Linked DNA regions of Homo sapiens: region 1 is linked to region 2. A link is an interaction called in ENCODE POLR2A ChIA-PET data of the cell type or tissue named here. Cell type or tissue: HepG2. All regions are shown on one strand. Each heading gives the region's core, and the rest is flanking DNA. Links, peaks and the distances in the headings are about the cores only. Region 1 overlaps ELOVL2-AS1 (ELOVL2 antisense RNA 1). Region 2 overlaps ELOVL2 (ELOVL fatty acid elongase 2).

What was found. Peaks named below come from ENCODE experiments on the same cell type or tissue, not always from the same donor. Only the 100,000 strongest peaks of a DNase experiment are listed, where the experiment ranks them.
Region 1: POLR2A ChIA-PET joins it to region 2 with 17 read pairs; 6 of 35 experiments call an interaction of 5 or more read pairs at or near these places.

The regions. Positions count from the first base shown.
Region 1 is chr6:11,060,469-11,076,149 of GRCh38, reverse strand. ELOVL2-AS1 (ELOVL2 antisense RNA 1) reads right to left here. Exons shown (of 5, transcript NR_038964.1): 4 at 2,605-2,695. Among named protein-coding and RNA genes, the nearest start is that of ELOVL2, 24 kb to the right of the region's middle. In HepG2, for the core only: a CTCF peak has its summit at 7,009 (motif pointing right); DNase peaks (open chromatin) are centred at 7,009, 8,699 and 9,199; H3K4me3 peaks cover 1,855 bases.
Region 2 is chr6:11,003,807-11,019,487 of GRCh38, reverse strand. ELOVL2 (ELOVL fatty acid elongase 2) reads left to right here. Exons shown (of 8, transcript NM_017770.4): 2 at 8,679-8,742; 3 at 13,929-14,116. It also overlaps the pseudogene LOC100421248. Among named protein-coding and RNA genes, the nearest start is that of ELOVL2-AS1, 32 kb to the left of the region's middle. In HepG2, for the core only: CTCF peaks have their summits at 5,654 (motif pointing right) and 7,610; DNase peaks (open chromatin) are centred at 6,967, 7,577 and 9,927; H3K4me3 peaks cover 1,569 bases.

The DNA.
Region 1 (15,681 bases), core at 4,870-12,869, 55 kb before region 2:
CCACCCCAAAAATGAGTAACAACAAGAAAGTAAGGCCACCATGCAAAAAAATACAAAATTTCTCAAACATGTCATATTTCTTTGGTGTTACACAGAATGGAGCCTGCATCCTTCCATTTAAACAACAAAAGCCCTGATTGTTACATTCCTACAGAAATGTGACATTTTACTGGATCTTCATTTTCCAGTACAAAATGTAAATTTCTGGTAGAATGTTTTTTCCCTCAGTATAGTTTTAGAATGTTAATCAGTTGGATAACTAAGTTATTGCAGGCCTGCTTGAATCAGGACTGAGGGGAAATTGCATTTTGGATTAACAAAAACACCTTTATTGGACTTAATATTTATTGTAGCTCAATATCAAGACACTGGTTTAGAAGTACTTATTAACATAACACTACTCTTCTACTTTGTCATGAAATTGGAGTTAGGCTCAAACTTTACATTGTAATTTAAGTCCAGCTAACAGTAGCTAATAACATTCCTGTTGTACTTGTCTACGATGTTAACTCATTCAATCTTCACCTCAATTCTGTTAGGTAGGAACTACAGGCTGACCATTCCTAATTCAAAATTCCAAAAGTTTTGAGCACTGATATAACACCACAAGCAGAAAATTTCACACTTGACCTTGTGTACACAAACTTTGTTTAATGTACGAAATTATTTAAAATGTTGTATAAAATTACCTTCAAGCTATGTGTATGAGGTATATATGAAACATAACTTTATGTTTAGACCTGGGTCCCATCCCCAAGATATCTCATTATGTATATGCAAATATTCCAAAATTTTAAAAAAATCTGAAATTCTAAATACTTCTGGTCCCAAGCATTTTGGAAAAGGGATACTCAACTAGTATTATTATTCCCATTTTATAGATGAGGAAAGTGAGGCATGTAAGGTTAAGTAAGTAGACCAAAATTATACAGCTAGTATGTGGGATGGCCAGGATGCTGACCAGACAGCCTGCCATCAGTCCATGCTCTTAACCACGCTGCTCTACTGCCTGCTTAAGTGAGAGTTAAGTAGTTTTGAGGGAAAAAATACTCCAGCTTGCCTTTATAAAATTCCAGAGATCAAACATGTAGTTATATTGTAGATTAGGGGGAAAATAAGTGGTATCTATAATAAAAAGTGCTCCTGGAAGACATAGCAAGCAGGTCTTTTCTGCCATCCAGGTTACCCTGGAATCCCACTTTCCAATATTCCATTTCACACAATAAAAACACCTGTAATCCTAGCACTTTGAGAGGCCGAGGTGAGCAGTTTCCCTGAGCTCAGGAGTTTGAGACCAGCCTGGGCAACACGGTGAAACCCCGTCTCTACTAAAATACAAAAAATTAGCCTGGCGTGGCATCATGCACCTGTAGTCCCAGCTACTTGGGAGGCTGAGGCAGGAGAATTGCTTGAACCCAGGAGGCGGAGATTGCAGTGAGCCGAGATTGTGCCACTGCACTCCAGCCCGGGCAACAGAGCAAGACGCCATCTCCCAAAAAAAAAAGACAAATGAATGCTTTAGGAATCTAAATGCAATACAGTCTTATGACATTTTGCCAATGAATTGTGATTTTTTTTTAAAAAAGATGAAAGCTGAAAAGGTCATCCAGTTCCAGTTTTGCAAACTGCAGGCTGCCATTCACTTGTGAAAAGCATTTTAAAAAATAGATTGCAGGCTAGGTGCAGTGGCTCACACCTGTAATCCCAGCACTTTGGGAGGCCGAGGCAGGTGAATCACCTGAGATCAGGAGTTTGAGACCAGCCTGACCAACATGGAGAAACCCCATCTCTACTAAAAATACAAAGTAAGCCAGGCATGGTGGCACATGCCTGTAATCCCAGCTACTTGGAAGGCTGAGGTGGGAGAATTGCTTGAACCTGGGAGGTGGAGGTTGCAGTGAGCCGAGATTGCACTATTGCACTCCAGCCTGGGCAATAAGAGCGAAACTCCAGCTCAAAAAAAAAAAAAGGATTGTATAGAATGAATGTTATCAGAGTACATATTGATATTGTTTTATTTGTGACACTTTTATTTGTGTGCAAGATCATAACCTAAAATATGTTTCTCACTGTGGGTCACAAACAAAAACTTTGATATCTACTGATCTAGCCCACATTCATCTTCCAATAAGAGAGATGAGGACTGAATCTTCACTCAACAATGGCTTGTCCACTGGATTTTAAGCGCATCCGTAAAAATTCAATCCTCACACTTATCACTTACTTTGAAAGTTTTTATTGCCTTAGAGAAAATTCTGGGTTATATTTCATATAAAATTCTGGGTTATATTTAATACTGTTACTTACCTTTTTAATTCATTGCCTTGAAATGTCCTATTTTGTTATCACCTGAAACTATATAGTTTAAACTATAAGTGATTTATGGGTGAATACTTCCAAAAGGTAGAAAGTTTTTCAAGCAAAACAACTGCAACAGAATTAAAAAGGATTACCAGAAATCATCCAGTCCCTTGCTATTCAAAGTGTGGGCCACAGACTGGCAGAATCGGCACCACCTGAAGCAGAAACTCAGGTTGCACTCCACGCCTACTCAGTCAGAATCCGTGTTTTCACAAGATCCCCAGCTCATAGTTATGCACTGACCTCAGCTTTGTCCTCCTTACAAGTCAGGACTTTTGGTATCAGCAGGGGGAATAATGTTCATCAACTTAGATTTCATAGAACTTCCCCCAAACTAGAAAATGGCAAAAGAGAATAGTGAGTACACATTATATCTTGTCTTACATTTTGAGAGATATTCATATGTGTGTATCTATCTCTCTATATGTAGATATACACATATGTATACACACACACCAACTAGTTTATCTGTTCATGCCTATTTCATATCTGTTTTTCCAGTCCTTAGTGCAAATGTGTAAGAAAAACAGAAGTTGTCTGAAGCAAGCCTTCAGCTTTAGATCAACATGTGTATTAGTTCATTTTCTTTTTTTTTTTTTTTTTTTGAGTCTCGCTCTGTCACCCAGGCTGGAGGGCAGTGGCGTGATCTCGGCTTACTGCAAGCTCTGCCTCCCGGGTTCACACCATTCTCCCACCTCAGCCTCCCAAGTAGCTGGGACTACAGGCACCCGCCACCACGCCCGGCTAATTTTGTTTTTGTATTTTAAGTAGAGATGGGGTTTCACCCTGTTAGCCAGGCTGGTCTCAGCTAGTCTCAGTCTCCTGACCTTGTGATCCGCCCGCCTCGGCCTCCCAAAGTGCTGGGATTACAGGCGTGAGCCACGGCGCCCAGCCTATTAGTTCGTTTTCATGCAGCTTATAAAGACATACCTGAGACTGGGCAATTTACAAAAGAAAGAGGTTTAATGGACTCACAGTTCCACACGGCTGAAGAGGCCTCACAATCATGGTGGAAGGTGAAAGGTGCATCTCACATGGTGGCAGACAAGGAAGAGGGCTTGTGCAGGAAGATTCCCCTTTATAAAACCATCAGATCCTGGCTAGGCATGGTGGCTCATGCCTGTAAGCCCAGCACTTTGGGAGGCTGAGGTGGGAGGATCATTCGAGGTCAGGAGTTCGACACCGGCCTGGCTAACATGGTGAAACCCTATTTCTACTAAAAATACAAAAAATTAGCCAGGCACGGTGGCATGTGTCTGTAATCACAGCTACTCAGGAATCTGAAGCAGGAGAATTGCTTGAACCCGAGGCGGAGGTTGCAGTGAGCCGAGGTTGTGCCACTGCACTCCAGTTGGGGAACAAGAGCCAAGCTTCATCTCAAAAAAAAAGAAAAAAAAAAAAACCATCAGCTCTTGTGAGCCTTATTCACTATCATGAGAATAGTAAGGGAAAGACCCACCCCTGTGATTCAATTACCTCCCACCAGGTCCTTCCCACAACATGTGGAAATTGCGGGAGCTACAATTCAAGATGAGATTTGGGTGGGAACACAGCCAAACCATGTCAGCATGGTTATTTATATGGTCATCCTCTGGTCACCTCACTTACTACTCACACTTTTCACCTATTTGCCTACCCACTCCAACTCACCTCCCTATTCCTTCCCACCTCCCTTCCCTTTCTCTGTCTACTTTCTAGTGTTTTCTCTCTCAACCCAAGCAAAGCATTAACTTCTTGCCCATTCCGTTCTTAGAAGTGTGCCTCTACATGTATTTGTGTGTATGAATGTATCCTTATTAATTTGGAACTATGAGAGATCTAATGAAATTTATAGTGTAATGAAATGTAATGATAAATTTCACTTCAAAGTGCACTACTGAGTTCAAAGCAATGATCTAGGAAATACCGGGGATGGGGGGAGGCCGGAGGGAGGAAAGAAGACATTATCCCTTTTATATTTTTTACAATCTCATGGTGCAGAGAAGTATGAGATGTCTTATGTAGAAATGCAGATGCTATGTTATGGAAGTATAGAAGAAGTAGAAGCAGAATTCATGTTGAGTGGGGATGAAAAAAGAGAAAGCTTCCCAAAGGATGTGGTCTTGCATTGGTATTTTAAGAATAAATGGCATTTCCAGCTGGGTACAGTGTCTCACACCTGTAATCCCAGCACTTTGGGAGGCCGAGGCTAGTGGATCACTTGAGGTCAGGAGTTCAAGACCAGCCTGGCCAACATGGTGAAACCCTGTCTCTAATAAAAATACAAAAATCAGCTGGGCCTGGTGGTGGGTGCCTGTAATCCCAGCTACTCGGGAGGCTGAGGCAGGAGAATCGCTTGAGCCTGGGAGGTGGAGGTTGAAGTGAACTGAGACCATGCCACTGCACTCCAGTCTGGGCAACGGAGTGAGACTCTGTATCAAAAATAATAATAATAATAAATAAATAAATGGCATTTCCATAGATGGAGAAAGGAGAAGTGAGAAAAAGAAAAGGCATTTCAAGTGAGCATGGTACACGTTCTCAGGAAACAATCAGTATCACAGAGCACGTGAGGATGAAATTGAAGAAACAGACAGAGCCCACTTAGAGAAACTTACATGTCATGCTTGGGCACTAGGTTCAATTGTAGAGTAAAGGGAACCCAGTCTTATTATATCCAACCAGTTATTTCTTCTCCCAAACACAGCAAGAGCAATTTTGTTTTGAAATGCAGAGCTGAGAATGTACTGCCTATCCCATCTACCCTGCCTTCCATCGGCCTTTTTTTTACCAGCTCCCACTTTCTAAAGTAAAATAGCAACACTCCCCCTGATCTCCTTACTATGGAATCTTCCTTGTCTTTCACTTATCCTTTCTGGATGCAGAGTGGTGCACCTGCTGCTTTCTGTGTGTGCAATGCTCCTCCTCCACCAGCCTACCCCTCTCTTCAGCTGGTTAGCACCGTCCACCAAGTTCAGGTCATCTCAGCCCAAATATTGCTTTCTAACTTAGCTGGCTAAATTAGGTTAACATATTCATATAATTAAGATATTCACATAGAGTACCCTTTCAAAACACATATCACAGTTCATAATTTTTTTTAAATTATTTTTTGTGACAGGGTCTCCCTCTGTTGCCCAAGCTGGAGTGCAGTGATGCAATCTCAGCTCACTGCAACCTCCGCCTCCCAGGTTCAAGCAATTCTTGTCCCTCAGCCTCCGGAGTAGCTGGAATTACAGGCACATGCCATCACACTCAGCTAATTTTTGTATTTTTAGAAGAGACGGGTTTCACCATGTTGGTCAGGTTGGTCTCAAACTCCTGACCTCAAGTGATCCACACCTGCCTCCCAGCCTCCCAAAGTGCTGGGATTATAGGGTGTGAGCCACCGTGCCCGGCCTACAGTTCATAATTAAATACTTACTAACCTCTTCATTTGGTGAAAGTCTGTTCTCCAATAAGACCATAAACTCCCTAAAGACAGAGATATTTTATGGTTTGGATGTCTCCTCCAAAAGTCACATTGAAATTTAATTGCCACCGTAACAGTATTAAGAGGTGGGACCTTTAAGAGGTGATAGAGGCTCTGCCCTCATAAATAGATTAATGCCATTCCCTTGGGAGTGGGTTAGGAGTGAGTTCCAGATAAAATGAGTTCGACCCCCTTTCCTCTGCTCTCTCATGGTCTCTTGCCCTTCCAGCTTCCACTGTGGGTGACACAGCAAGAAAGCGCTTATCAGATGATCAGCCCCTTGACCTTAAACTCCCTAGCCTCCAGAGCCATAAAAAATACATTTCTTTTCCTTATCAATGACCCAAACTGTGGTATTCAGTTATAGGAGCATAAAACAGACTAAGATAGGAGATAATGTGTTTAGCTTAAAATGGGATTCCCACCACTTAACACTTTGTCTGTCACATGGTTTGCTGAATGAATGAGTAGGAATGACATAATTTGGACTGAGATTTGGCAGATGAATCAGAAGAGACTGGAGGCTATAAGTGTGCTTGCTCACAAGAATATATGGTGGGGAGGCTGTGTTGAAGAAAGGCATAGTATTACAAATTTCTTATTTCTTTTTTTTTTTTTTTTAGAGATGGAATCTCACTCTGTCGCCCTCAGGCTGGAGTGCAGTGGCAAGATCTTGGCTCACTGCAAGCTCCGCCTCCCAAGTTCACGCCATTCTCCTGCCTCAGCCTCCCAAGTAGCTGGGATTACAGGTGCCTGCCACCATGCCCGGCTAATTTTTGTATTTTTAGTAGAGAAAGGGTTTCACTGTGTTAGCCAGGATGGTCTCGATCTCCTGACCTCGTGATCCGCCTGCCTTGGCCTCCCAAAGTGCTGGGATTACAGGCGTGAGCCACCGCGTCTGGCCTACAAATTTCTCATTTTCATTAAGCCCATTTCTACTTTTTCCATGTGTAAACTATACACACATTAATGACTATATGTGCATGTATATGTCTTTCTAGGGGATCTGCAGGAGACAAATACCACTGGTGCATGGATAGTTTGTCAGAAGGCCATTTGCTTAAAGGAGAGGCTTCTTTTAGTACAGATTTTAAATAACATTCTCCAAATCCTATATTTAAGACACAAGTCAGAATGATCACATTGGCATAAATCACCTGCATTTATCAGAAGTGTATATAGTTTCTCCAGCAGAGGGTGCTAAAATATAAATTTGACACAGTGAAGCTCAGCATAAATTTATTCAATAGATTTGTCAGCTCAGTCTTTATTGTCAGGTTCTTGTAGCAAATCTAACCAAAAAGGGCCAGTCTTGTAGATTATGAGCATGGGAAGTCTTAGAACCAAAGTTTTACAAATGTGAAATTTTTAGTATTAAATCTTAAATACGAGGGCAATTTCCTCCAAGTTAGCTTGCTATAATACTTTGTAAAACTTTTAGTTAATGTTTTTTGGGGAAAGAACTTGTTACAAGGGGCTATATTATGTGTTATATACATAATATTTATATATTATGATTATAATGTAAGTCATCAAAGGACTGGAAAATAAGCCTTTTTAGAAAGATGGGCAAAATTATCATTAGTCCCTCCAATTTGTAGAGGGTGAGCGTTTTATCACACTCATCAAGACAAAATCCTTTCTCAAGTTATAGAGGCTCATTTTAATCCTCAGAAGCCTTTTTAAAAACCCTATATTTCAGTCAAATGAGGCTAGGTAATGCTGCAGTAACATTCCACCTCAAAGTTTCAGTCACTTAAAACATCCAGGGTTGATTTCCACCTTGTGCTGCATATCTATCACAGAGTTGGCTGGGGGATCTACCAGGTGAATCAGACCGAAGGAGCAGCCGTCACCCCAAAAGTCACCAGTTACTGTGGCAAAGGGACAGCAAAGCACAGGCAATCATGCGTTGGCTCCCAAAGTTTGTCTGGAGGTGGCATCCACTTCCTTCACTCACACTGTCTTAACTATACAGTAAATCACATGCCCACATCTAACTTCTAGAGTTCAGGAAATATACTACTATTGTGAATTTGGAGGAAAACCAGAAATATTTAATGGACAGCACTAAGAACTATTACATGTTATAAATGTGATAAGAAGAAAATAAAACATGTAAGTGTAAACATTAAAAAAATCTCATTGGAAATAATATAGCAACATTGATTTATACGTTATCCTTATATCTTTGAAGTGAGGGCCTGTAGGCTTATTATTAACTCAACTTTCATCCTTAGTCACAAGAGTTGCTAGCACGGATAATGAAAATACTTTGCTTTTGAATTCATTACTACATACTGTTTGGAGGGGAGGAGTGGGTAGTCGATTTACTCCTCTACTTAGGTTTGTCTTTGATTAATGTTAAACCTGCTTGACTTTCCTGAGAACATAACTGCAAGATGTGCGAGGAGGCAGGTGGGAGACACTAGGCTTGGGAAAAGGTCAGGCAGCCTGAGCTTCTGCTGCTGACAGGTGACAAAACAGAAATGAAAACCTTGCTGCTTAGCACGCCCTTTTTGCTTAGCCTCGTAAAGCCAGAGAAGCAGGTTTTTCTAATAAAGATGTAAAATGAAGTAAGTAGTCCCTCCAAGTACTAGAAAGGAGAGCCTTGCTTCTTAGCACACCCAAAAGGAATCTCAGATGGATCTGCCACTAAGCACAGAGTTTGGTCACCTTGTGCAGTGATAGCTGCTCACTGCTCACCAAGAACAATGCAGGGTTGCAGTCAGGTTGTAATCAGAGAGGCACAAAACAGGTTATCTTGGGAACCGAGGCTTTCCTGCCAAGATAGACCTGGCAAGCTGCCTGACCTAAACAGATAATGGCAGTTAATACAGGTGGACAACATGACCTTAACATCAGCACTCCAACCTGGATCCTGCCTGGAAAGGCAGTGAAGGCAGGGTCAGAGTTTAGTTCCTATCTGTCTGTGTCGCAAGTTGCTGAGCTGGGGAGAAAGCTTTAATGAATGCTTTGTGCATTTCCACGTAGTCAATTGGGAGAAAGAGAAGCCCCAAAGGAACTTCATTAGAATGTGGTATCACACTTTAATACTCATCATCTTCAATCCTCATCCACCTACACTTTGCTAATATCCTTCTCATCATTCAAGGGCCTTGCAGCTCCCACATTCTCCAAAATGCCTTCCCTAGACCCCCAAATTAGAATGACCTTTCTGCCTCCATCACTTTCTGTCTACAGCTCTACTACAGACTCCCGACAGCCCACTTTTTATTCAATCTGCTTTTGTATCTGTCTGTCTCCCGCCACCAACCTTTGGCCTGTGAGCATCTGGAAGGCAGAGATCAAACATCATTTATCTATGGATTTTGCTCAGCTCCTACCCAGTTCCATGTACACAGAAAGTTTGTTGATTTAGATTGACCACATGGCCATTTTATGACAGCATTCAATTTTTTTTTTGTTAACCTAGGAAAAATTTCAAACACCCATGAAAGTACTGAGAATAACATAGCACTCACTCAGCATGGCATTAACTTCTAATACGTTTACTCAGGCAGCGGAGCCTAGAGGTTGAGAACATGAACTCTGGAGTCAGAATGACGTGGTTCAGCTCTGTTTCTTATTACTTCACCTCTGGAAGTCTCAAATGGGAGAGTTTTTCTATCTGTAAAATTGGGCTGAGGGTTATTACACAGATTAACTGAGATAATATATGCAAAGCACTATGAGTGCTTGGTTCATAAAAAGGCCTCAAAAGGCAGCTACTATTAGTATCACATGTATTACCATAAACTCTTGAGACTGAGCTTACGGTCCATACAAAAAGGGACCATATATCCAAGCACAGTAATCACAAAAGTTGAAAATTATACGGATTAAAAACTATCTGATGAGAAAAAAAGAAGCTAAAGATCAAAAGAAAATTAAGAGACATATCAATCAATTACAATTATAGGCCCTTATATAGATCCTGTTTCAAATTAAGTAAACACTGACTTTATTTGATGTTATTGGGAATTACTGTTAACTTTTAAAGGTGTAATAATGGTATTGTGGTTATGGCTTTTAAAAGCAAGGGTCCTTACTTTTGAAAGATACAGCACATCCTGATATGTTTACAGATAAAAATATGGCATATGGGATTTGCTTTGGAATAATATAGGAAATACAGTATTTCCTATTTTTAAATAATACAGGAAATAACTGGGGGGTTTAGATAAATCTAAGTTAATTGTTGAGTTGGTGTCTTAGTTCAGGCTGCTATAACAAAATACCACAAATTGAGTGGGTTACAAACAACACAAATTTACTTCTCATAGTCCTGGAGACTGGGAAGTCCAAGATCAAGCATCTTCAGATTCTGTGTCTGGTGAGAGCCCATTTCCAAGTTCACAGATGGCACCTTTTAGCTGAGTTCTCACATGGCAAAAGGAGTGAGCTTAGCTCTGTCGGGTCTCTTTATAAGGACACGAATCCCAATCATGAGGGCAGAGCCCTTATTATCTAATCACCTCCCAAAGGCTCCACCCTCCATGGCAGTTAGAACTTCAGCACGTGAATTGTGGGGGAATACCTTTCTGAATATATTGTTGTGGGTCCGTTTGCCTATGGGAAGCAGTCTCTGAAATGGAGAACATTTACTGGGGAGTGCTCTTGGGATCAATGTCTGTGAGGGAGTGAGGAAGCAGGACTGGCCAGTGGGGGCGGGACTCATTTCGTCCTATGGGGTGCTCCAGAAGTGGCATAGGGAGCTGGGCCTTTCTACCCTCACATGACCAGTCACCAGATAAGAGCATAACCAGGATAAAAGAGGTGGTGTAACTTCCATCAAGGCAGCAAGGCTCTCCTTTGGCCTAGGACAAGTCCAGAAACACACTTAGCTATCTGAAGTCAAGACTGCAGCAACTGGCAAAATAAGTAGCTGAATAATGATGAATATTAGTAGCAAAAGACTTTACTTATTCAAACTGAAGTACAATAATTACATTTTAAATATCCTTAATAAAGATTGCCTGACAGCAGATATTTTATTTTTGTATGTATTTCGGGAAGTCATCTTTCTTTCCATTACTCTATCTCAGTTACTAGCTTGAGGGAAAACATCATTCTATAAAACAAGTGCAAGTGACTGAGCCACGGATGCACATGCTTCCTTAGGTTGACAAATAGCTTTCTCTTGAAACCTTCTTTGAGAAAAAGCTAGAGGAAGTAAATAAAAACATTGAAAATTCCTGGATAGCCACCTTAATGAACACATTATCTCAGCCAGTTTTGTTTTCTCCTAAGGCTGACTGGCAGGCTTCTGATTCTATCGCACAAGGGAGTCTCTTCTTGCTAATCCCAGAAACAATGCCGGGGCCATCTGTGTGCATCACCAGCTACAGGCTTGCAGCCAAAGAGGAGTGATTTAGTTCCCACTGAGGATGAAGCAGCATTTACTCTCTTTTGCCACAATATACAATACCATTTGAAATTTGAATGAAGAACAAATATTAAAAAAAAAAGGAAGGAGGAAAGATTTTGTTTTCACTGAATAAAAATGCTACTAGATCCTGAATATCTGAAGTCTTGGTGAGATTACCTGAACAGAAGTTGTAAGCTGTATTTCATGAAACTCTGCTAGTTGAATGTACATAGAGAAATTATTATTGCTAGTCCATACCATCAGCTAGTGGAGACTTATGAATCTCTCTTTTTTTTTTTTTTTTTTTCTGAGACAGAATCTCACTCTATTGCCCAGGCTGGAGTGCAACAGTGCAATCTCGGCTCACTGAAACCTCCATCTCTCAGGTTCAAGCAATTCTCCCGCCTAGCCTCCCAAGTGACTGGGATTATAGGCATAGGCCACCATGCCCAGCTAATTTTTGTATTTTTAGTAGAGGGGTTTCACCATGTTGGCCAGGTTGGTCTTGAACTCCTGACCTCAGGTGATCCACCCACCTCGGCCTCCCAAAGTGCTGGGATTACAGGCATGAGCCATCACGCCCAGCCCCCACTCCTTTTTTTTTGCGAGGGTCTCTGCGCTGTTGCCCAGGCTAGAGTGCAATGGTGCAGTCTTGGCTCACTACAACCTCTTCCTCCTGGGTTTAAGCAATTCTCCTGCCTCAGCCTCCCAAGTAGCTGGGATTATAGGCACGCGCCACCATACCTGGCTAATTTTTGTATGTTTAGTAGAGATGGTGTTTCACTATGTTGGCCAGGCTGGTCTCAAACTCCTGACCTCAAGTGATCCGCCCGCCTTGGCCTCCCAAAGCGCTGGGATTATAGGCGTGGGCCACCGCGCCTGGCCAGATACCTAAGAATCTTGATTTACCAGTGAGTACAAGAGCTAGCCCCACATCATTCCAAGTTTTTCACTTTTACCCAAAGGCATATCGAAAGATGGGGGAGCAGTTCAACCTGGGTGCAGGCCAAGGGGGTTCCTTGTTCATAAACAATATTTTTTAACTGCACTAAACATTTGTCTGGCTTTTCTTGCCACTATGTTAATAGGATCAGGAATCTGGGCAGCGATCAGCTGAGTGGTTCTTCTGCTTTGTGTGATATCAGCTAAGGTCGTTCCTGCAACTGAATTTAGTGGGTAGCTGGACTGGGATGGAAGGTCCAAGAAGGTTTCCCTCACATCTCTCATCTGGTGTTCCTTCATGTAGCGTTTCTCTCTTCATAGTGTATCTTACAACTCAGTAACTATGCTTGAGCTTCTTTACATTAAGGTGGCTGGCCTCCTCAAGAAAAAGCAAAAGCTGCCAGGACTCTTAAAGGCTAGACTCAGAACTTAACTTGCATGTAGTTACTTCTACCACAATCAATGGTCACAGCAAGTCACAAGATCAGCCCAAGTTTAAGGGGAATGAAAGTAGATTTTACCTCTTGATGTGCTTGCAGGGAGAAAGGGAATTAATGGCATTCATCTCTAGAGACTTATTTATCTCAAGTAAAATATTTGAAATCTCATGTAAACATGAGACAAACAAAAACTGAGAGAATTCATTACCTGAGACCTGTACTACAAAAAATAGTCAAGGAAATTCTACAGAGGAATATGATGCTAGGCAGAGAGTTGCATCTATGCAAAGAAATGCAGATCTCTAGAAATGGCTAAGCTGAAAGTAAAATCTCAAAAAAAAATTGTTTTAAGTTGTTCTAAAGATAACTTATTATCTGAAGCAAAAATAAGAGTAATGAATTATATAGTATTATGGCACATAAAAAGTAAAATGCATGCCAACAATACCACAAAAGGTAGAACTGGAGAATTGGGAATATACTGTGGTAAATTTTTTATGCCATATGAGAAGCCATATAACACTATTTGAAGGTAGACTGAGATTAAAGATGAAGGCAACTTAAGTATATAGAAGACCAAATATCACAAACAAGCGTGACTTAGCTGACACTGGGTGAAACCAACATTCCACCCAATAACAGCAGAATACACATTCTTTTCAAGCACACACAGAACATTGTTCTGTTGTTTTCTGATAATGTCTTTGTCTGATTTCGGTATTGAGATAAAGCTGGCCTCAGTAATGAGTTGGATAGTCCTCCCTCCTCTTCTATTTTCTGGAGGAGTTTATGTAGAATTCATGTTATTTCTTCTTTAAAAAAATTTAGCAGTACATATATTTGAAATCATATGAGCCAGAAGTTTCTTTCTTAGAAAAATGTAAAATATGAATTCAACTTCTTTAATAGACATAGAACCATTCAAGTCATTTATTTTTTTTTGAGTGAGCTTTGGTAATTTGTGTCTTTCAAATAGTTTGTCCATTTTATTGTCAAATTTGTTGGCATAAATTTGTTTATCCTATTCCCTTATTGTCCTTTAAGTGTCTGTAGCATCTCAAGTAATGTCTTTTCTTTCATTTTTAATACAGACACACTATATTTTATTGCACAAAGAGATACCTGGGAAACCCCCAAATCTTTAGAAATGAAAAGACACACTTCTAAATAACACATGGGTCAAAGAGGAAATCAGAGAAAATAGAAAATATCTTGAATTAAATAAAAATGAAATAAAAACATGTCAAAATGTGTGAAATGTAGCTAAAATAATGCTTAGAGGAAAATTTAATCAACGAAATTTACCAAATCCACAAACTAAATAAGAAAAAAAGTGTATGATTACCTTACTAGACCACAGTAAAGGCATTTGACCAAATTTAACATCCATATATAACAATAAAAAAAATTATCGGCAAACTAGAAAAAGAAGAGAATTTCTTCTTTTTTTTTTTTTCCGAGATGGAGTTTCGCTCTTTTTACCCAGGCTGGGGTGCAATGGTGTGATCTCAACTCACTGCAACCTCTGCCTCCTGGGTTCAAAACGACTCTCCTGCCTCAGCCTCCCAAGTAGCTGAGATTACAGGCGCCCACCACCACACCCAGCTAATTTTTTTATATTTTTAGTAGAGATGAGGTTTCATGTTGGCCAGGCTGGCCTCAAACTCGTGACCTCCGGTGATCCACCCACCTCAGGCTCCCAAAGTGCTGGGATTACAGGTGTGAGCCACCATGCCCAGCCAAAGAAGGGAACTTCTTTGACCTGCTAAAGGATGTCTACAAAACAAACACAACCCTACAACCATCATCATAATGACTGGTGAAAGGCAAAGCTTTCTGCCTAAGATGAGGAACAACCACTGGATGTCTGCTCTCACTATTCCTATTCAACATCGTATTGGAGGCCCAAGTCAGCTGAATGAGTTAGGAAAAGTAAAAAAAGGCATACATATGGGAAAGGAAAAACAACCGTCTCTATTCACAGATGACCTGATTGTTTATGTAGAAAATCTCCAAGTATCTACCAAAAAGCTTCTGGAACGAATAAGTAAGTTTAGCAATATCACAAGGTAGAATGTCAATATATAAAAATTCATTGTAATTCTATGTGTAGCAACAACCACACATTGAAATTTTAAAAATATCATTTACAATAGCATCAAAAAACATGAAATACTTAGGTAGAAATTTAACGAAATCTATGGAAGATATGCCTAGAATTACAAAACAGTGCTGAAAGAAGTCTAAGAAGATTTAAACAATGGATAAATACACCAGTATGTAGATTGGAAAACTCAATGTTGTGAAGATGTCACTTCTTCCTAAGTTGTCCTACAGATTTAACACAATCTCAGCCACACTTTCTCTAGGATTTTTTGTGGAATGTTGACACGTTGATTCTAAAATGTATATGGGAAAGCAAAGAAGTTGGAATACCCAAAACAGTTTTGAAAAACTGGAAAATTTACAAAACTTGATTTTAAGACTTACTATAAAGAAACAGTAATCAAGACAATGTGGTATTGGTGAAAAGGTAGACACATAGATCAATGGAACAGAATAGAAAGTCTAGAGATAGACCCATACATATATGGTCAACTAATTTTTGACAAAGATACAAAGGCAATTAAAAAATAATAGACTTGCTGAGGCAGGTGGGTCACCTGAGGTCAGGTGTTCAAGATTAGCCTGGCCAAAATGGCAAAACCCCGTCTCTACTGAAAATACAAAAATTAGCCCGGCATGGTGGTGCATGCCTGTAATCCCAGCTACTCCGGAGGCTGAGGCAGGAGAATCACTTGAACCCAGGAGGCAGAGGTTGCAGTGAGCCGAGATTGCACCATTGCACTCCATCCTGAGCAACATAGCAAGATTCTGTCTCAAAGAAAAAAATTAGTTTTTCAACAAATGGTACTATAACAATTGAATACTTGTATACAAAAGAAAAAAAAAAAAGAACTTTGACCCATCCCTTACACCATATACAAAAATTAACTGAAAATGAATCATATAGATGTAAATGTAATACCTAATGCTACAAAATTTCTAGAAGAAAATACACGAATAAAATCTTTGTGACCTTGGGAAGCAAATATTTCTTGTATACAACACAGAAA
Region 2 (15,681 bases), core at 3,066-11,065:
TTTATGTTATCTGATTGCACTCTGATTTTCTTTCTTACAGGAAAGCATTCTTTAAGGCTTAGGAAACTATAGGAATTCTTTGAGGCTTTTCTTTTTTTACCTAGTTTATTTAACTTATTTTTATTAGTAATCTGAATAAAGGTGCCAAAATTTTAAAATATACTAAACCTGGAGGGAAAAAATGTCTATATTTAGGAATTTGGACTAATCTTGTCAGCATGTGATGGTGAGGCTGAAATGAAGAAATATTCAATAGGGATAAAAATTTTAAATTGCATTTAAAATTTTAAAATGTGTTATAGAAGTTTAGGATGTAAGACTTGATTTCAGCAGTAGTTAACTTGAAAATAACCTGGTGATGTTTGTTGGCAAGGACTAGCTGATGTAGTGTCTGAATGCAATCTTATGATAACTGTAATAGAAGTATACTATCCTGATCAAGAAGGCACAAACCTCTTTGTACCCTTCCCTAAGCAGGCCACTTTCAGAATACTATATTCAGGTACAGGAAATATAAGGTAAAACACAAGTAGCCCAGAGATTTTATTTCTGTTTGGAGCAATATGGATACTATCTAAGTGGGTTTGTATAGCCCACTAATTACTAAATGCTTTGAAATTAATGGTTATATAATAAGTATAAACAAGTTTGAATTTCATCAGATAGCTAGATAATGAAATACTTGGTTGATTTTTAGAAAGTAAGCAAGGACTTGGTATTTTTGTAATAGAAACACATCAAAAAATCAATCCTTTAATTATAATCTAAACCAATTTCAATAGCCTGTGCATGGTCTCATTGTTGCTACTCAAAATGTGACCTTTAGCCCAGCAGCTTCAGTATCACCTGGGAGCTTGTTAGAAATGCAAACTCAAAGCTCATCTAGACCAATTGAATGAGAACCTGTAAGTTAACAAGATCCCCAGGTGACTTACGAACATTAAAGTTTAAGAACCTGAAAAATTCTGAACCCTCAACTGTGTTCAATGAAAGCTTTAAAAAGTCCATAAAGATGGTGTCTCCATACTTCTTGTGTATCTTCTTGAAGCATGATGCAATAGTTTGGTAAAGAAATGAGAAAAGTAGAAGATGAGGCAATCGTGGTGGCTTATTTGACTCTTGCATTGTCCTTCTAGGCAATACCAGTATTCTTACCTTTTCACATTTTTTAGTATAGGTTGGAATTATTGATAAGTAGTGATAATTCCTAGGATGACTAAATAGAAAAATGTTTTAAGTTATAGAAAAAAATAAGATCACTAAGATCCCGTAATGTATCATAGACTTATAAAAGGGTTCATTCTATTCATGTTAATTGCAAGAGAGAATAAATTTGATTCTACTTTAAAAATATATAGGCAATTTTTTTTCTGTGTTCTTTGGAAGAAAACTTCCAAAAAGAAATTTAAAAAATAAAATTGGATCCAGTTGACCCTGAGAATTAACTGGGAGTTAAGAATGTTAAGGCTCTTTCAAAACACACTGAAAACCAGATCATGTGTATGAAAATATAACTAGGAATGCGAAGTATATGAAATGGATATCGTGAGTATTGTAAAAGTTCAGATGAATGAGTATTTGATTAATTCATTCAATAAATATTAAGTGCCCATTATGTGCCAGGCATTGTTCTTGGAATTGGGGCTAACTGGAGCTTAGATTTTAGTGGAGGACCCAGCCAATACACAAATTAACAGGCCAGTGAAAGTCTGGGTAATACGTGCTGTAAAGAAAAAATAGAGCAGGTCAGGCGATGGTGAATGACTGCAGCACAGGCCAGGATGCCACAAGCAGATGCTTCCCTCTTCTTTGGTAACTAGGCCCTTGAGATGATGGGGAGATATGTAAGGAGTTACCATTTGGCCAGACTCTGAATAAAACACAAGAGCCATGTGTGGGAAGTGGAGCATAACCAAACTGCAGCAATAGTTCTGTTTGTAAAGTCCTTTTATCACCTTAATTGAATGGGACTGTCCTGTGGCCTCAGGGCTACCTAGGATGCAAATAAAATCACCCACTATTGGCTTTGTGGTATCCTGAGATACCACAGCACAAGAAAGGGGCTTGAGATCCGCAGAGATCATTCTCCGCTATCCAAGCTCTGAAACCCTTCAGTCTGAAGGCTGAAAAACACTGATTCATTGTAGTTCAAGTCTCACCTGATAGCACCACTCTTGAGTCTGCAGTCTCAATTTCCACATCTGTAAATTGGGAAAGATACCCAACTTGCAAGGTTATTGTGACAACCATAAAGAGTATGTATCAGGTGCCTGACACGTACTAAGTGTTTAATAAACAGTAACCAGTATTACTCCCCATGAGGGTTAGCTTATTAACATCTCATTTCTAAGATGTTAGAAATGATCCTCAGATTCCTTAGAACCTAAGGTAGACAGTTTCAGCCTTATGATATTACTAAGATACATAATAACAATTTAGAGTTCCCATACATAAAAGATTGTTCTACCCATTGCCTACCCTCACCCTCCAACTTAGCTCATTACTCCCTCCAGAGAATAGTAGTTGGGAGGTAGGGATGAGAGTGGATAGGCCCTGAAAAGGCAGTTTAGGGGTGTCAGTGTAAAATGTGCACAGATACATATTGTGTGAAGTCAGCTGCACGACAGCCAAATAATTTTATGCATTTTTATGTATCCACTCTTATCCATCCTGTAAACCTAGTTTCATTCACAAAGGTGAACACATTTAGTTTCTTCAAATACATGAGAGACTGGCTGGGAATAATCCCCCCAGGAGTTACCAAAAGAGGTTTCAACATTTGAAGGCCACCCTGAGCCATGGGAACAATGGAGAGGACTCACTGTGTGACTCTAGTCTGTCTCCCTTGCCCCTGAGAGGAGATAACACCTCCTCTTCTCTCAGTTCTGTACAGCTCAGCCTTGACCTTGAGGTTCCTGGGAAGTTGTTAGAATTGTGTTAGGTTAGTACGAAATCTATTCATTCCTAAGCTGATCAGATCCCATTTCCTGACTTCTTGTCATTGAATACTTCACATTTAGTTTACTCTGAAATGTACGTTAAAAAAAGAAAAGACAAAGTCTTTTTGGATGCTATGTTTCAAACTGTGTGTTTTGTGATCTTAATGGTTTTTGCTAATTTTAAAAAGCAGTGAGTTGGTGGTAGAAAATAGCTGTTCTCATCGAATGTGTCTTTAAAATGTTCTATAAAACTATCAACAAAACAGGGCAAACATCAAGATCTTGAATCACTGGATTTTTATACAACACAATGCCCATGGTAGACAAATACCAAAAACCAGAAAATGCCTAAAACGTAAATTTTAAAAAGGAAGGGAGAAGGGGAAGAAGGAAGAAGGAAATAGAGGGGAAAAGGAAATTAAAGGAAGAGAAGAAAGAAAGGAAAGAATAAAATGGAATCAAGAGTCCTATCCTTTAGATACCAGAGAAAGCGCAGGCAGAATTTTATGGTGGGGTTCATTTCTGCCTTGCTTCCTGCCTCAGCTTCTGTAGAATGGCCCTTAATCATGGTGGCAGTGATTCTGATTGCAAGGCAGCCTTTGCTGAAGAAAATCTGGCCATCAGGGTTTTGAGGATAAAGCAGTGATCACAGACTTAAACCTTTAAGAGCCAACTGGGAAATGCCCTCCCATTTGAGATGCCCTGGTTTGTGCTGACCTCCAACTGATAGAGTTAGGGATGGGTGGAAGTCCCAGTCAGCATCAGGGTGGCAAAAAGTGCCCAAGAAGTGTGTCCTTCTTGGCTCTTCTGTTTCCCACCTACCCACAGAAGGCAGGCATGCATGGTGAGCCAGTCTACCAGCACTAGGAGCTGCACATTCCATGCCAAGAAGACCCTCTCAGATTTCTATAAGAAGTCAGTCCTGTGAGACTGCCTTACATGGATCCCTACTACCTCCAAGTGGTGTATTTATTGCCAATAGAAGGGACAGGTCCAGGGCATCCCTGGATATTAGGCCACACTGATTCCTGGTGGTGGCGATGGACGGGGCATTAGAGGTGGTGCTGGTGCTGCTGGCTGTAACAGTGGTGTGATGAGGTAGGGGAGGCTGGCTTGCTCTGGGGTGCTCAGAATATGGCTCTTCAATTACATAGATCCATTTTTGGTTGTCTTGAGTCTTTTCTGCACATTTTACTTTCCATATGGAGTCATTTCCCTTTGGCATGAAGAGCATCTTTAGCATACTATGTAGTGCAGTTCTGCTGGTTACAGATTCTCTCACTTGGGCATATATGAATATGTCCTTATTTAGCCCTCATTTTTGAAGGCTATTCTGGTCTCTTCTTCTGCAGTCCCCAGCCAACCACTGATCTCCTCTCTGTCACTATAAGTTATATTTTCTAGAATTTCATATAAATGGAAACATACAGTATGTAATTTTTGTGTAGCTTTTTTCATGCAGAATAATTTTGAGATACATCCATGTTGTGTGTACATCAATTGTTCATTCCTTTATATTGCTGAGTAGTATTTACTATATGGCTATACACAATTTGTCACCTGTTGATGGACATTTGGGAGTTTCTGCTTTTTAGCAATTACAAATAAAATTGCTATGAATATTTGCGTTCAAGTCTTTGCATGGGGGTGGAAAACCTTTATTCAAATTACTAATAAAAATAAGTTAAATAAACTAGGTAAAAAAAGAAAAGCCTCAAAGAATTCCTATAGTTTCCTAAGCCTTAAAGAATGCTTTCCTGTAAGAAAGAAAATCAGAGTGCAATCAGATAACATAAACACAAACTCTGCTTTCTGGGATTTGATTTAGAGAAATAAATTGTTTACCAACTCCAATCTACTTGCCTAGGCATGTATGTACAAGTACATATAGTATACACATAAGGCAAATGCCAGAGACCACACATCAAACTGTTAACAGTGACTACTGCTGGAGAGGCAAGGAGGATAGTGGGCATGGGGAGAAGGAAAAGGGAGGGACTAACTTTTTACTCTGTATATGTCTCTATCGTTTTAGTTTAGTTTTTGTTGTTGTTGTTGTTGTTTGTTTTTTTGATAGAGTCTCACTTCTTTGCCCAGGCTGGAGTGCAGTGGTGCGATCTCAGCTCACTGCAACCTCCGCCTCCTGCATTCAAGTGATTCTCCCGCCTCAGCCTTCTGAGTAGCTGAGAATACAGGTGTGCACCACCACGCCCGGCCAATTTTTGTATATTTAGTAGAGCTGAGGTTTCACCATGTTGGCCAAACCGGTTTCGAACTCCTCTTTTCTCTTGGATGGATACCTGGGGGTGGAAAACTGGATCATATGGTAGGTGTATGTTTATGTTTTTACCAAACTACTGAACTGTTTTGCAAAGTGGTTGTACCATTTTACATTCCTACCAACTGTGGTAAGTAATCAGGGGTCCAGAGTTAAATAAGGCTCTCCCTGCTACCAGTCTTTCCATTCTTCTCATATTTGCTGTACACAGCCACAAATTGAATTCCAAGTCATTGAACACAGACTTTCTTGTAAGGGCAAGGAGTTGTTCTGGAAGTGGATCTAGGGTTATTTCGCAGAGAATTCTGTGGCCTGGGGAACTTGAAATGTCATCTGGGGAGGCTAAGTTGTGGCCATAGGGAGGCATGATCCCTTGGCTCAAAGGATTTTTTTTTTTTTTTTGCTTTGTGGAGGGACGTGGCCAAAGGATGACCAGAAGGGGGCCTTGAAAGTGTGGGGCTCAGGCCAGTGCCTCTCGCTCAGGTCTAAGGGCTATACTGTTCCCTTCTCATCCACCCAATTCTAACCATCTTGAAAAACCCATCCTGCATCCGCACGCCTGTATCTTCTGTCGTGTGGCAGTTCTGTGTGTCCTCCTCCTCTCGGTTGTTTGCTGTTTGACTTTCTATGTCTCACTTTCCCAATTTGTGCATAAACTTTTCAGTCAACTACTCTGTCTCCTTTTCCTTCATATGTATGACAAAGTGTTATGTACACGAATGCTGTTCAAAAATGTGTCAATGAAATGCATGGAGTTTGCTGCTTTTTCTCTGCTCCTAAGTTGGTGTTAATCTTCAGACATTGTCCAGCACACTTGACATTTACATACAGAATCTAGTCTAGTGTGCAGCTAGGACTTTGTGGTCCAAGCTCTGCCCAGTTAGCCTTCCTAATCTCACCCCAGTTCACTAACACTGCAGACCTCTCTGTGCTTATGCTATGTTTTACTATTCCAGTGTAAACCTCAGTTTGTTCCCCTGACATCACCTCATCTCATCATTGCCTTTTTAGACTACTTCCTTACTAACTATATTAAGTAACCCAGAAATAAAGAGAGAATTTTTATCAGGTTTCTGATTTTCCCAGCATTGGCTGTGGTTCTCTCTGTCAGATAGGTCACTAGAGACCCTGGCCATAAAAACATTTCCCAAGGGAGTCATGCCTCAATGTGTTTTATCTATGTTAATCTTTCTTTCTGATGTGTTCTTTCTTTCCTTCTCCATCTGGAAAATGTCTCCAGTCTTTCAAAATTCAGCCACAGCATTATCTCTTCCAAGAAGGCTTTACTTTTTAAGAGATCTAAATTAAAGTATGTTTCTCTATCCTTTATAGCACATCTCTTATAATATTTAAGACACTGGTACTGCAATTTTTTTATTTATTTGTGTATTACTCTCTCTCCACTAAGAACTCTGTGACGATAAGGACCACATCTCATTTGACTTTATTTTTCAGCATATAACAGTGCTAGTATATAAAATCCTCAAATAATTGGTTAATGAATCAATAAATTAATGAATAAAGGAATGGAATGCCTCTTTTTATTCATCTCTTTCCTTTTCTGTTCTCCACATCTTCCCTTGTTTTACTTTTGTTTCTGCCCTTCTTCCACTGTGACTAAATTTTTGCAATATAGAAATAATACGGGCTTTGTGACCTTTAGCGTTTTCTTAGCTCTACAAATGTTGGAAAATGGATTTTGAACCTTAGCAAACAAGCTGAAACAGTTTAAACATTTGTTTGTGGGTGCAGCAATGGAAGAAAGACTTCATTGGCATTTGTTATGATGGTGAGTACATTTGTGAGATTAACATTCTTTGCTCAAGACTGAGAGGCCTCTGGTCAGCCGCCCCCATTCTAAAGCAACACAGATCATATTCTGTCACACTGAGATCTCAGGTAACTGACCTTTCTCACATCGGGGGCCTCCCGAGATGCCCTACATGGAAACAAAGATGAATATACTGTTTAAAAATTTTCAGGCTTGGTTTAGCCCAGATATTTTTTATAAAGATATTATGAAATAATGAAGATAAAGTTCCTTATATGCTGGCCAGCAATAGTAGGTGCCAGTCAATGTTAGTCATCATCTTCATCCTCTTTCCCAAGCTTTCTAAAGTTCCCGAAGACATACGTTTCCTTGAAATTTCTCTCAGGATCAGAGTCACAAATAAGGAATAGGTCCAAGTGATATGTGCCAGGCAGCAAACATGCCGCTCCTCTTTTTCAGATGCCAGCAAATTAATCATCTGTTTTGGCACTTACAACTTTTTTTGAGAGTGAGCTGAATCTAATGCATGCTCCATATCAACTTCCCGAGGCTGTCATGCTCAGCTCACACACAGTCAGGGACCAACCCGCTGGCCCCACCTTCCTGGAAATACTGGTAATGTTCTGACTTCTCCTCTGGTTGCTTGAGGAGGTGCTGTAGACCTCTGTGGCGGAGCTGGGAAATACCTGAACGGGTATTTTGAGCAGCGTGAGAGCAGACCATGCTGGCAGTATTCCGGCTCCCACCTGAATCCAGTGAAAGTGACAATAATTAATCGGGTGTACCCAAGTGGCACTATTTACAGTAATATAAAGTAGATGTTAATGTGTAAGAAATAGTTTGAAAACAAACAAAACATAAATAGAAAAAATAGCTGTAATGCTCCTTACTTGAAAAACAGTCCTACTTAAAGTTTTAGATTCAGTTTTACGAAATACAGTTCAGCCTGAATTTTCATTTTAAAACTGGATTTATGAATATATTTTGTGGAAACAGATGTTCTCTATTGCCTACCCACAACTGTTATTGTAACAAGGGAAGTTGCTTATGGAACAGCTTTGCCTATAAGCATTTTAGAGGTAAATGGAATTTAGGTCAATAACCCTTCAATGTTTTTTTTTCTTTTTTTTTTTTGAGACAGAGTCTCACTCTGTCGCCCAGGCTGGTGTGAGGTGGCGTGATCTCGGCTCACTGCAAGCTCTGCCTCTCGGGTTCACGCCATTCTTCTGCCTCAGCCTCCTGAGTAGCTGGGACTACAGGTGCCTGCCACCATGCCTGGCTAATTTTTTTTGTATTTTTAGTAGAGATGGGGTTTCACCATGTTAGCCAGGATGGTCTCGATCTCCTGACCTCGTGATCCGCCTGCCTCAGCCTCCCAAAGTGCTGCGATTACAGGTGTGAGACACCGCGCCTGGCCAACCCTTCAATGTTTAAATGCACCAAGTCTGTTCTCTAGGACTCCTCTTGCCTAAGGAAATAAGAGGAATTGTTTCCTTCCAAATCTTTATAGGCTTGTGAAAGGTGAGGATGCATTTACTGTCCTCTTTCCTTAAGTCTTTGCAGTCAAAAGTCCTTGAAGCTGGGACCCTTTGAAAGTCTGTCAGTTACATGTTGTTGGTAGTGGCTTGTTTTGACCGTTTCAAAAAAAGAAGAAAAAAACACTTAAATCATTTTTTCTTTCTCTTTTTAGGAACATCTAAAGGCCTTTGATGATGAAATCAATGCTTTTTTGGACAATATGTTTGGACCGCGAGGTCAGTGAATTACTTGAGAACTTAATGTGGAAGGAACACAGGAAGAACACCATTTAGTTATAGAAAGGGATTATGTTATTTCTGGTGTCTTGGAAATAGTAAGGTACTTAATATTTAGAAACTTAACTTCCTCAACTTTGATATCCTTCCAGAATGTCCAGAAGATCCCATTTCTCCTACTGCTTAACCTCTCCTGGGATTAAAGAAGTTCTGGGAGCAGGAAGCAGAGATAGAGTGAAATGCAATGCTTTCCTCCAGTGTCTGTCTGGCTACAAAGCCGGGTTGTAACTTTCCTTCTAAAGGATGCTGCTTTCTTGTTTCCTCTCCACTGCCCATTCATCTTCCACCTTTCTTACATCCTAGTTATATGTGACATTTCTGCCCTTAGATGCCTTGATAAATTCCCTTTAAAGATGTGTGCGCTGGCTGGGTGTGGAGGCTCATGCCTGTAATCCCAGCACTTTGGGAGGCTGAGGTGGGCGGATCATGAGGTCAGGAGTTCAAGACCAGCCTGACCAACATGGTGAAACCCCGTCTCTACTAAAATTACAAAAATTAGCCAGGCGTAGTGGCTTATGCCTGTAATCCTAGCTACTCAGGAGGCTGAGGCAGGAGAATCACTTGAACCCAGGAGGCAGAGTTTGCAGTGAGCCAAGATCGCGCCACTACACTCCATCCTGGGCAACAGAGTGAGACTCTGTCTCAAAAAAAAAAAAAAAAAAGATGTGTGCGCTTTCTCTGCCCGGGGCCCGTAGGTAGGATGAGCTTAGACATCTCTCCATCTTTCCTTCATCACCAGTCGCTTACTGTACTGCAGTGGCCTCCTAACAGGCCTCCCCTCTTCCACTCTTGCCCCTTCCAGTCATTTATTCAGTGTCAGCTGGAATGACATTCTAAAGACCTAAGTCATATTGCATGGCACTGTAGCTTAAAACTCATCAGTGTCATCCCACTGCTCTCAGGTAAAAACCAAACTTCTTATCATGGACTGCGCACCCTTGGGCTGTCTAACCCCAGCAACCTCTCCAACTCAGTCAGTATCCGTCGTCCTCACTGGCTTTCATACAGCTGCTCAAGCCATCTTTTAATTCTGCAAATATGTAAAATTCTTTTACGTGCTATTCCCTGAGCCTGGAATTCCTTCCTAGGATCTCCTACCCCTCCCTCCAGATGAGTCAGTTCCTGTCACACTTGAGGTGTCAGCTTAAACGTTGCCTTTTCAGTTGGGCTTTGCCTCTCTAAGGTACAGTAGTCCCCCCTTAGCAGCAGTTTCGCTTTCTGCAGTTCCAGTTACCCGTGGTCAACCATGGTCCAAAAATAGGGGAGCACAATACAGTAAGATATTTTCAGATAGAGAGATGACCACATTCACATAACTTTTATTATAGTATATTGTTATAATCTCTTACTATGCCTAATTTATAAATTTTCCATAGGTGTATATGTACAGGAAAAAGCATGGTACCTACAGGGTTTGGGAGTATCTGCAGGCTCAGGCATCCAGAGGGGTCTGCTGTGGTCCCTCATCATTCTGTTTCAACCCTTGTTTACTTCCTTCAGATACTTCATTGTTACCAACAGCGATTTCTCCCAGAAGGGCAGGAACCCTGGCTGTTTTACTCACCATTTATCTCCAGGGTTTATTACAGTTCTGGGAACATATTCAGCACTGTATATTTTCCAAATAAATGAATGAATTCTAGACAGAAGGTTTCATTTTACTTGAGCCTTATTGGCTCACAGAACTGTGAAAAGTCCTTAGTTCTCTACAAGTTATTTCCTCAGCCCTATTGGAGGAGTGAGAGAGCAAGGAATGAGGAGGTTTTCCTGTTTCTCAAGATCTTTAAACAATCACTTGAGTATTTAGGCCATTCTCCATTTTCTCCATGGGCTCTATTAACTGTTCTAAATGCATGACTATATAGTTTTAATATAATGATACTGATTCTATACAGCTTTGAAAAAATCCTTTCACATAGGTTTTTTTGCTTTTTCCATTTAACCTCCTGATGACTCTGTGGGGTAGGCAGGGCAGAATATCTTTATCTTCTAACCTACTTTTACTATGTTCTCTCCCTTACAGTTCTAGTGGGTAGAAAGGAGAACAGCTCAGTGTAGAGGGCATGACCCTCTCCCTTAGGCATGCAGGACCCGGGACCCCTCCCTTAGGCATGCAGGACCCAGAGCCCCCTCCCTTAGTTAGGCATGCAGGACCCGGAGCCCCCTCTCTTAGTTAGGCATGCAGGCCCCGGGGGCACTCTCGCTTAGGCATGCAAGATCCAGGAGGAAGTATGATTTGTTGGTGACAGTGGTTTTCTGTTTGACACTTCGACTAGACAGTTAAACAACAACTTGTCTGCGCCAAGTTCACTGAGCTTTGCTGCCAGTAAGATTGGCGTGATCTGGAATTATGTGGATGTGGGATCAATTGAGGAAAGGATTACAGTTGTTTACTCTGCATTGGTCATTTTATGGAATTTTCCTTTGTAGCAAGGAGATTGTAAAATTGACAGTTGACAGTGGAATCAGATGAGCTCCACACTGACAAGGTGTCTAGCATGTAAGCCATCAGGAATCCTTTTTTCTTCCTAAAAGTCTCACACCCTGATGCTGACTGGCACATCACCGAATAAACCTCTCGGTGTCTCCTAGCCTCTTCTGATTTTGCCCACACCATGTTAGTACCATCAAGGGGTATTGTTCTGAGCAAATACTGACTCAGAGGAAGAGCTAACACTTCTCAAGTCCCAAAGATAAGAAAGTTTATTACAAGCATTTGTTCCTATCTTTTGGCTAAAACAACTATGATTATCCTTAACAACTGTAGCAAACATTTACAGCACTGTGACAAAAGAAAACAAAAACCTCAGGTGCTATATTAGTTTGCAGTATGTGCTTGACTCAATGTGCCAATGGATATGCATTTAATGAATGTTTCCTCTTAACTCAGCACTACGTGGGTATGAGTCAGACAGAGTAGAGATATAAGACCTAGTGGCTGTCTCCTGGAGCATGTACTATAGTTGGGGAGGTAAAGCCAGCACATCTGAAACTACTGGAAATCAATTAAATACTAAACCATGTGTGTTTGTTTCCTAGGCTGCCATAAAAAGTGCCACAAACTGGGTGGCTTAAATAGCAGAAATGTATTCTTTCACAATTCTGGAGGCCAACAGTCTGAAATCAAGGTGTCAGCAGAGCCTTGTTCCCTCTGAGGTTCTAGGGAAGATTCTGTACCATGACTCCCCGTAGTTTCTGGTGGTTGGTGGCAATCTCTGGTGTTCCTTAGCTTGGAGATGCATCACTCCAATCTCTGCCTCCCTCTTCACATGGCCGTCTTCTCTTTTGTCCTTGTATTCAGACCTCTCCTTCTTATAAGGACACTAGTCATTGGCTTAGGGCCCACCCTAATCCAGTATAACCTCATCTTAGCTATATTATATCTGCAAAGACTCTATTTTCAAATAATGTCACATTCACAGATACCAGGAGTTAGGACTTGAAGGCATCTTCGTGGGGGACACAATTCAGTCTAACACCATAACAAGAAGTAGCGTAGCAGTTTAGTGCAAGTCATTTCACTTTTCTAGGCCTCTACAGCTCAATTTTTCTTAAGGGTAAACTGGGATGATATTATCACCTATATAATGGGATTGCTTTGAGAATCAAATAAGTTAATACATGTAAAAGCCTTCAGAATAGTGCCTGGCACAGAATAAGTGCTCAGTAAATGTTATAGTAACAGTATCATAGCCATAATAATATGTGAATTAGAAAATGATAATAATTGTCTTGCTATGCATATGAGGAGCTATAAATATGAAAACACAGTAGGAAATGTCTCCCTTCAGAAGTCAGGACCTTTATCTGGGCATTAAAAGATGAGTAGGGTTCAGATATGGAGATGGACATTAGGAAGTGACACACAGCACAGACTTATGACAGGTGATTGCAAGCCTGCTGTATGAAAGGTGGTATCTGTTAGTCACATGAATGCTGAGAAGAGCTTTCTAACCTTTTTATCTCTATCACCAATGGGAGATATTTATAAAATAAGTGATGGGACAGTCAGAGCTTCAGAAGGCACTTGCCTTGTAGAAATGGTACTCTGTAGGGCGGGTGGTTTAACAAGAGGCTGGGGTATACAGGGTAGGATGCACCAGAAAGGGACTTAGAAAACAAAAAATTCAAGAAAAGGCCATTGCCTGTTGGTGAAACCAGCTCACTACAACTCCATTTGTGGAGGTTAAAAGCAGCATGCAATTTTTATAATTCTGGGCCAAATCATTTTCTTTATTTAAACAAACAAAAAGAGCAGAATAGAGAACACAAATCATTTAGTGTCTACAATGATTTTCAGGTGTTACTAATTATATTGTAGCTCTATCATGTGGGTTTCATTTAGGCTTTTAAATATTCACTCTGCAGTGTAAGGGGCCCTGATGTATTCAGCTGCTTGCCTCCCTGCTGTGTAAACGTCCAGTCCCATGGCCAGATCTGGGTCCTCAGTTCTGAATCACAGCTCCCAGGCTTTGCCTCTGCTGTCTGCAGCCTCCAGGCTTGCTGCACGGTCATCCTATTGCTTTCTCTGAACCAGCTGAACTCTAAACCCCTTCCATTACTGATACTAGGCAAATTCGGAGCTGTGTGGGCTTTAGGAATTAGGATACAGTATCGATATGCCTTCTTTCCTCTGACTGCTCTGATCTTCTCCATGGGAGGACAGCTGCAAGGTATCATGGGGCTGGGAGGCAGATGTGACTGGTTCAAATCCTGACTGTACTGCCGACTATGATGTAGCCTTTTGAAAGTTACTAAAGCTTTCTGAGCTGTTTTTTTTTCCATCCATAAAATTGCATAATAGTACTTACTTCATATTAATTTAGAGTAAATAAATGCAGTAACTGTTCCAAAATAGGCATTCAAGAACTGTCACTTCACACCTTTACTTCTTGTCCCTTTCATTCAGTGTTCAGCCTAAGCCCTGTTTGCTCCATGAAACCTTTACCGATTCAGCCCACAGGCTTCCTCTTCCCCTGAACTCTAAACCCAGGCCAGCCTACCTAATGTTGTATGGAGTTGTTCCCTGTTGTGCTGGTGTGTACAAATGCAATGTATGTGACAATACTGATGACTAAACAGGAGCATCATTCCTCAGGATCCTCACTGTATGTGTTTCTTTTCAGATTCTCGAGTCAGAGGGTGGTTCATGTTGGACTCTTACCTTCCTACCTTTTTTCTTACTGTCATGTATCTGCTCTCAATATGGCTGGGTAACAAGTATATGAAGAACAGACCTGCTCTTTCTCTCAGGGGTATCCTCACCTTGTATAATCTTGGAATCACACTTCTCTCCGCGTACATGCTGGCAGAGGTAAGTGTTTATGTAGCCAAAGCTGAAGTCCAGTAACTAGCAGTTTTTATTAACAGAAACAACCACATCTAGCCTGGCAGAACTATGCAAGGTTACTTTAAGACCTAAAAACTTATTCCAGCATTTGATATTATTCTTTCTGAAAATCCTGGAAGTCCTTGTTTATAACTTGAATCTTTCTATCCCAATTTAGACCTATTTCTTTTTTTTTTTGAGATGGAGTCTCGCTCTATCATCCAGCCTGGAGGGCAATGGCACAATCTCAGCTCACTGCAGCCTCCGCCTCCCAGGTTCAAGCGATTCTCGTGCCTCAGCCTCCTGAATAGCTGGGATTACAGGTACTCCCCACCATGCCCGGCTACTTTTTGTAATTTTAGTACAGACAGGGTTTCACTGTGTTGCCCAGGCTGGTCTTGAACTCCTGATCTCAGGTGATCCTCCTGTCTTGGCCTCCCAAAGTGCTGGGAGTACAGGTGTGAGCCACTGCGCCTGGCCTAGACCTATTTCTTTAGTCTCTAGTCTAATTATAATTTAGATTCACAATGTAGATCAAATGGGCCTTTCAAGATCATGTTACAATTTTCTCCTTTTACAGATTAGGATACTGAGGCTTAGAAAAGTTTCATAATTTGCCTGAGAGTAGACAGTGATTAACCGAGTATTTTAAAAATTAACTTAAACATCATATGCAGTTAGTTTGACTGAAATGCCAATATATATATTCCCTTAAAGAATACTCTGTATGTCTTTGGAACACTGACGTTTTAGCTCAGCTCTAGTGGCCCTTTGTTACATCCTGTGCTCCAAATTCCTCTGTGAAGCACCAAACCAAGGTCATTTTACAGGAGAAGGAACAAGGATGATTGCCCCATCTGTACAACCAAGGTTATTTTAATGTAAAGGAAGGGGAAATCTAAAAGTGTTAAATAACTTGCTGTAGAAAAAAAAAAAAAAAGAGGGACAAAGAGAACAAAAACAAAAATTTTTAGTGATTTTATAGCTTGTATAAAATCATTCATACAAGCTATAAGCGGTGGATAATGGCACAAATATAGCTGCCTTTCTGGTGATCTTGAGTTCTAAAAGAAAACAAATCCTTGCCTTAAAATGAAAGTTCTCTTGAGAGTTTATTCTATGCATTATTCTAATATGTACCATTCTTAATAACTATTAATATTACCATAAATGACTGGAATGAAGCTCTCATAATGGAATTTTAGGCATCAGTCAGTATAGGAGATGGAATTTTGGGGTCAAAAAAGCCATGCTGACAACTTTTTTTTTTTTTTGAGGCAGAGTCTTGCTGTGTCACCCAGGCTGGAGTGCAATGGCGCAATCTCAGCTCACTGCAACCTCCACCTCCTGGGTTCAAGCAATTGTCTTGCCTCAGCCTCACGAGTGGCTGGGATTACAGGCACCCACCACCAATCCTGGCTAATTTTTTTTTTTTTTAGTAGAGATGGGGATTCACCATGTTGGTTAGGCTGGTCTCGAACTCCTGACCTCAGGTGATCCACCCGCCTCGGCCTCCCAGAGTGCTGGGATTACAGGCGTGAGCCGCCACC